2 separate regions of the Mus musculus genome follow, and region 2 is linked to region 1. A link is a loop called in an ENCODE intact Hi-C map of the cell type or tissue named here. Cell type or tissue: gastrocnemius. All regions are shown on one strand. Each heading gives the region's core, and the rest is flanking DNA. Links, peaks and the distances in the headings are about the cores only.

Evidence for each region. A loop is a pair of places that touch in the nucleus more often than their neighbours do. Peaks named below come from ENCODE experiments on the same cell type or tissue, not always from the same donor. Only the 100,000 strongest peaks of a DNase experiment are listed, where the experiment ranks them.
Region 2: it touches region 1 in a loop (2.2-fold over the local background); 11 of 42 quality-filtered maps call a loop at or near these places.

Annotation. Positions count from the first base shown.
Region 1 is chr6:115,537,468-115,540,374 of GRCm38, reverse strand. It overlaps Gm36355 (a long non-coding RNA gene), which reads left to right. Exons shown (of 7, transcript XR_869382.3): 3 at 1,191-1,328; 4 at 1,760-1,834. Among named protein-coding and RNA genes, the nearest start is that of Gm36355, 5.7 kb to the left of the region's middle. In gastrocnemius, for the core only: a CTCF peak has its summit at 1,282 (motif pointing right); a DNase peak (open chromatin) is centred at 1,288; H3K4me3 peaks cover 285 bases; H3K27ac peaks cover 390 bases.
Region 2 is chr6:115,359,520-115,362,426 of GRCm38, reverse strand. It overlaps Pparg (peroxisome proliferator activated receptor gamma), which reads right to left and starts at 78. Exons shown (of 8, transcript NM_001308354.1): 1 at 10-78. In gastrocnemius, for the core only: a CTCF peak has its summit at 1,591; DNase peaks (open chromatin) are centred at 390, 604, 1,313 and 1,520; H3K4me3 peaks cover 1,542 bases; H3K27ac peaks cover 1,465 bases.

The sequences.
Region 1 (2,907 bases), core at 129-2,628:
GGAAGGGGAAGGGGTTTGAAACTGTTAACTGTTAAGTTTCAAATTTGGGACAATAGGCTGAGGTGCCTATTTAACATATCAAAGTAGACCTGGCCACCAGGTTCTTCCAGCATCCCTTAGTCCCTACCTGTTACAGGATATGGCTGCTATGCCCCTGCCCTCTACCCTGAACTCTCCAGCCCAGGGGCTGGGCTAGGGCTGCCCTTTTCCCAGAGACTCTTCCCTATGTAACCCAGATATTTTGGTTACCTGCCTCTCCTTTTGGGCCTTTGGCCTCCTGGCTGTTGTACTTGGTTCCTGTCTCTCCTTTTCCCTCCCCCCTCTCCCCATATGGTTCAGGTCATGACCACTTTGGACTCTCCCAGATGTCTCTGCCTCTGGCTATCTCTCCCTTATATCTATAATAAACTTACTCCTCCACCATACTTAGGAGCAGTTATAACCTTGTCTTCCTCCCTCCCTGCCTCTCTCTCTCTCCCTTCCTTCAGTTTCTTCCTTTCTTCCCATTCAGAAACCGTCTGATGTTGCTGGCTTCAAACTCTGCATGTAGCACAGAATAACCTTGAACTCGGATCTTCATCTCCCAAGTATTGGGATTATAGGCATGAAATTTGGTGTATAGATTCGACAGTTTTCAAGGCTGAAGTTCGAGGTCAACTAGATGATGCCCTGTGTTTTATCTAGCCATCCTGCTCACCTCTACTATGGCCATTGTGTGGTTGTCATAGCACGCCTGTGAGTTGGGTGCTATCACCTCTGTCTCTGTTTCGGGTAGCTGGGACCAGAGCAGGCTCCATGGACTCCCAGCCTCAACGGCCTCATGGGACTCTAGGGCTTAGCTCAAACACCCAAACAACAAGCATGCAGTGTTGGAAAAAAAAAAAAACCAAAAAAAAAAAAAAAAACCACGACTCTGTTAAGAGTTGGTGGGAGGGCAGGTGATGGCGGTGGGGCCCTTGATGGACTAGGAAGGCTTCCTAGAAGAGCTGGCTTAGAAGCTGGGGGCCTGATGGTTGTCTGGAGCACAGGGCTGGCCACAGTGAGAGGCTGGACTCAGCTTGGAGGTTCAGGGAGGAGCTGGACCTGGCCGGGGCAGGAGGTCGGAGTCGAGATAAGGCCGGATAGGCAAGGTGGGGCGGATTGTGGAGGAGCTTGAATTCCAGGCTTGGCTTTCGGACTTTACCCCGCAGACAATGGGGAGCCGGCCGCATTTCTGAGCAGGGCTGGGCAGACCCTGTCGCACCATTGTTTTCCTGAGAGGCCGGACCCTGCAGTGTTGCATCTCAACCACGAGATGGCGGCATTTCAGCAAATTTCAACCACTCCAGGTGAAGCCTTGTGCTGATGGGCACCATCTTCAACTAGAGCTGCGGAAACACCAAATCTACCCGACCCAGGATGCGATCCAGCTTCATCCTGCTGGCAGAACAAGCCTTCCTCAGTTTTGAGGGAGAATCTGTTGAACCACAGAAAAGGAGAGGCCCGTGTTGCTAGACGCCCTATGACCACTCGACCACTTTTCCGGGGTGGGGGCCACTCCTGTTTCACCTATAAACAAGGGTTCCGCATTAACTTGGGGCCACGTGGTGAGGGGCGAGCAGCGAGCCCTCGAGGTTTGCTGGGCCTTTGCATGGTATCCAGCTGCTGCCTTTAGGCTATTGTGGTTGTCAGAAAAAAATAAAAACCCAACTAAAACAACCCAGATCACCATAGTATTATTGAAGAAGTCACCTGGCCCATTTCCACTCCTTTTTTTTAGAGGGACAGGAGCTTGATCCTTTTCAAGATCCTCCAAGTTAGAGATCAGAACACTGGCTTCACTAGATGCAAACAGGTAAGTGACTTGTCCAAGGTCACACAGAGCTGACACTTGCTCGAGGCGATGCTGGATCTCAGGTTTATTATGCCCACCTCTCTCTGCCTTCCTTTAACAGCCTAACACATCCTATTGTGGGGCTAATTTCTTAGAGAAACTTGTGTGTACTACTCGTAGACATACAAAGATCTTCTTTTTAAAACCGTGTCTGCATATGTGTCTTGTGTATCGGTTTGTGCACAAGAGTGCGGGTGCCCAACCAGGCCAGAGGTGGGATCCCCCTGGAGCTGGGGTTACAGGCTGATGACTGTGAGCTGCCCGACGTGGGGACTGGGACTGGGACTCTGCAGGACGGAACAGTGAGCGCTCTTAATCACTGAGCTGTCTCTCAGCCCAAATGCCTTTTTAAAGAAAAATATTTTATGTATATATGTATGTATATATGTATGCATGGGTCAAACTGCTTGGCGAAGCCAGAATGGGTTGTTGGATCCCCTGGAGCTGGGGTGACAGGCAGTTGAGCCACTGGTGGAGGTGCTGGGAATAGGACTCAGGTTCCAAGGCAGAGCAGAAAGCACCCTTACATGCGGATCCCCCCTCCAGCCAGACTTCTCGTATAAATCAAAATGTGGCATGTAGTTGAGTGTGCATGTGTGTGCCTGTGCATTCGTGTGTGCATGTTTGTGTATGTTTTGAGAGAAAGAGCCTAACTGTTTCTCCCTATATGGATGGCACAGTCATAAAATGCGCCATAGACACACACTGTACAGCATCCTTAGAGTAGAATACTGCATGGCAGTAGGCTGTAAAGGTGAACAAACTAACTTACTAACACGTTTCTCCGTCAGCGTATTGATAGGCAAATTTTAAACACATGATAAAGATACAGGATAATATATAACCTTATGAAAATTAAAACACAATGTATCACGTATTGGATGTACATGTAGATATGTTCATATACCAATGCCCAGTCATCTATGGTGCCCAATTGGCAGGGGATAAAGGGGCTTTAATTTTGCCTCTAATGCTTCATTTCTTAAAAACAAAACAAAATCCATGGAAATAAATCTGGGTGGTGGGTATGGAAA
Region 2 (2,907 bases), core at 244-2,743, 180 kb after region 1:
GCCACTCACCTACTCAATGGGAGTTAAGAAGAATTTAGCGCTGCAGCCTTCAGATCCCCAGCAGAGGTCCAGGCCCCTTCTTGACCTCCTCGCGTCCCTTATATAAAAGCAGCCCAGGCTACTCCCAGTTTCTGCCTCCTCACCTTAGGCTCCTCCCCAATCCCAAGCCATAAAGCACCGGGAGCCACACACCCACCTTCCGCCCCCAGCACGAGGGCTGCCTACTCCCGTGAGCCGGGCCCTGTGCTCGCCCCCTGCTTAGATTGAAGAGGGGCACTGGCGGGGCGGGGCCTTGGCGACAGTGACCCCGCTTTCCTCACACCTGGTGAGCCCCGGGCAGGGGGCCGTGGGCCAAATCGCCTCCGTGATCACGGGCGCATCCTCCTCCCCACCCTCCGACCCCTAGAGCCTCAGGGCGACCGGTGGCTGCTGGCGAGCCCCTCTCTAAATCTGTCACCAGGATCCGCACAATGCGGTCCCCAACGCGGTAGTTCTGGAGACCTGGCTTTCCTGTCAGGGTCTGGAACAGGGGCAACCCTGTTCCGCGCTCACACACATGCCTGCCTGCGCACCCTCTCAGGGAAGCACTGTGGCCCTCCGCACCGTGCCGGTGCCCCTCACGAGGACAGTCACCCTGTCAGTCACACTCGGCTCTCCAGGAGGGTGACCGGTCCTCAGCCGAGACCCCTCACTCTGTCCCTGAGTCCGCGACCCCGCCCCGCTATCACTCTCTCGCTCTTCTCTTGTGTGACTTCTCCTCAGCCCGCGCGATCCCCTCAGACCCAGACTCTGTCACCTTGTCTGTCACATTCGGTCCTGTCAAGAGTTTGCCTTCTCCTCAGCCGGGGTCCCTTGAGTCAAGATTCTGTCACTTGGTCACTCTCCGTCCTGTCGGAGTGTGGCTTTCCAGCCCGTATCCCCTCTAGTCGAGACAGGGTTAGGCTGTCAGTTACGCAGCCCTGTCAGAATGTGACTTCTCATCCCGAGTCCCCTCAGCGGAGACCCAGTCACCTAGCCAGTCAGATCCAGACCCCACAAGCCGAGACCCCCCCTCACCTTGTCTGTCACACAGTCCTGTCAGAACGTGACTTCTCAGCCCGCGTCCCCTCAACCGAGACCCCGTCAGGCTGTTGGTCTCACAGGCTCCTGTCAGAGTGTGACTTCTCCTCAGCCCGTCCCCTCAGCCCGGTCACCTTGTCGTCACACTCGGTCCCCTCAGGCTGCGCGCGACCCAATACCCCAGCGCAGCGCCCCAGGTCTCTTCTTCCGCGTCCCTCCGGCGGGCCGCGTGGCCCGGGGCGACTCTGACCTGAGGCGGCGGCTTGGCGGGTGCTGTGCGTCGGTGAGGCCGACCCGACCCGAGCGCCCCAGGCGGCTGCCGCTCTGAGTGCGACGGGCCCCGCCTGGCCGGCCGCGGACCGGAGGAGCCGAGCCGAGCCACCCGGCCGGACCGGGGGCGGTGCCCAGGGTGAGGCCGGAGGCCCCGCGCCCGCACCCGGAGGCCGGCGCCCACGAGGCCCGCGTGGCCCTCCCGCGCCCGGCGCCGTGCGCTGGTTACCTGGCCGCCTTGCTCCTCACAGCCGCTGGGAGGCGACCCAGGAAGGTCCCGTGTCCCTCAGACCGATGTCCATGTCCATGTCTGTCATGGAGAAGTTTGTTTTTTTCCTAGATGTGCTTTTCATCTCTCTCTCTATATATATACCATATATATTTATATATCATACATAACATATATTTATATATCATATATATGATATATGATATATAATAGATACACACCCATATATATATTTATATGAATTAAGTGAATTTAGGATCTCCCTTTTTTCTTTTTTTCTTTTTATTTTTAATCTCAGTTTTATTTTTATTTTTAATCTCAGAATGTTATGAAGGCGAATGCCTTAATCAACAGACTTTAGTGCTAATCATTTAATTTCCTTTTAAAAAACAATTGTGTGTGTATGCACGTGAACGGAGGGAGAGGTGTGGGCTCCCCTGGAGCTGGAGTTACAGGTGGTTGGTGCTGGGAACCGAACAAGGGTCCTCTGGAAGAACACAAAGTGTTCCTAACCGCTGAGCAATCTCTCCTGCCTTCAAACTATTTGTTAACCTTGTTCACTGGCTTTTTAAAATTCTTTAGCACCATTTCTTACATAGGAGACCTTACACATAGGGTGGAGAGGGCCTGAGAATCTCTTGTTTTTAAGTTAGACTATTGGAGCTTCTTGCCTCGGGAGCCTGAAGCCCACATGATAGACAGTTCCTTTTCTTGCACTCTTTCAGCTCTCACAGTCATGATCTGTCCTAAAGATTCACATTCAGAAAGCTTGCAGTGTCCAGGACACCAAAGGCCGTTCTTTTATCCTTTTCCAATCGTAATGATGAAGACCTTGCTCTATGTTTTGCTCTCCTTTAGGAGGCACTGGCCTCTGGAAATTTATAATTATGCTTCTTGCTCAAGATGCTTCTCCACTCTTAGCATCCTTATCTGTTGGGAGGTAGGGAATTCTTTATTCTTCTGGTACAAACCATCCTCACCAGACATTTGTGAGTATGACATTATAAAGAAAGTTCAGAGCTTGAATCAACAGATTCATGTCCTTCCACATTTTTTTTTTTTTTTTGGTTTTGGTTTTTTGAGACACAGTTTCTCTGTGTAGCCCTGGCTGTCCTGGAACTCACTTTGTAGACCAGGCTGGCCTCAAACTCAGAAATCCTCCTGCCTCTGCCTCCCAAGGGCTGGGATTAAAGGCATGTGCCACCACTGCCCAGCATCCTTCCACTCTTAAGTCCTCAAATAATAAGACACAGGTCAGGTTCATATAGGGACTCTAAAGGCCATGTTACTAACCATGCAAAGACTCCATTTCCATGCCTGTCATTAAGTGGCCATGTTGACTTGGGTCA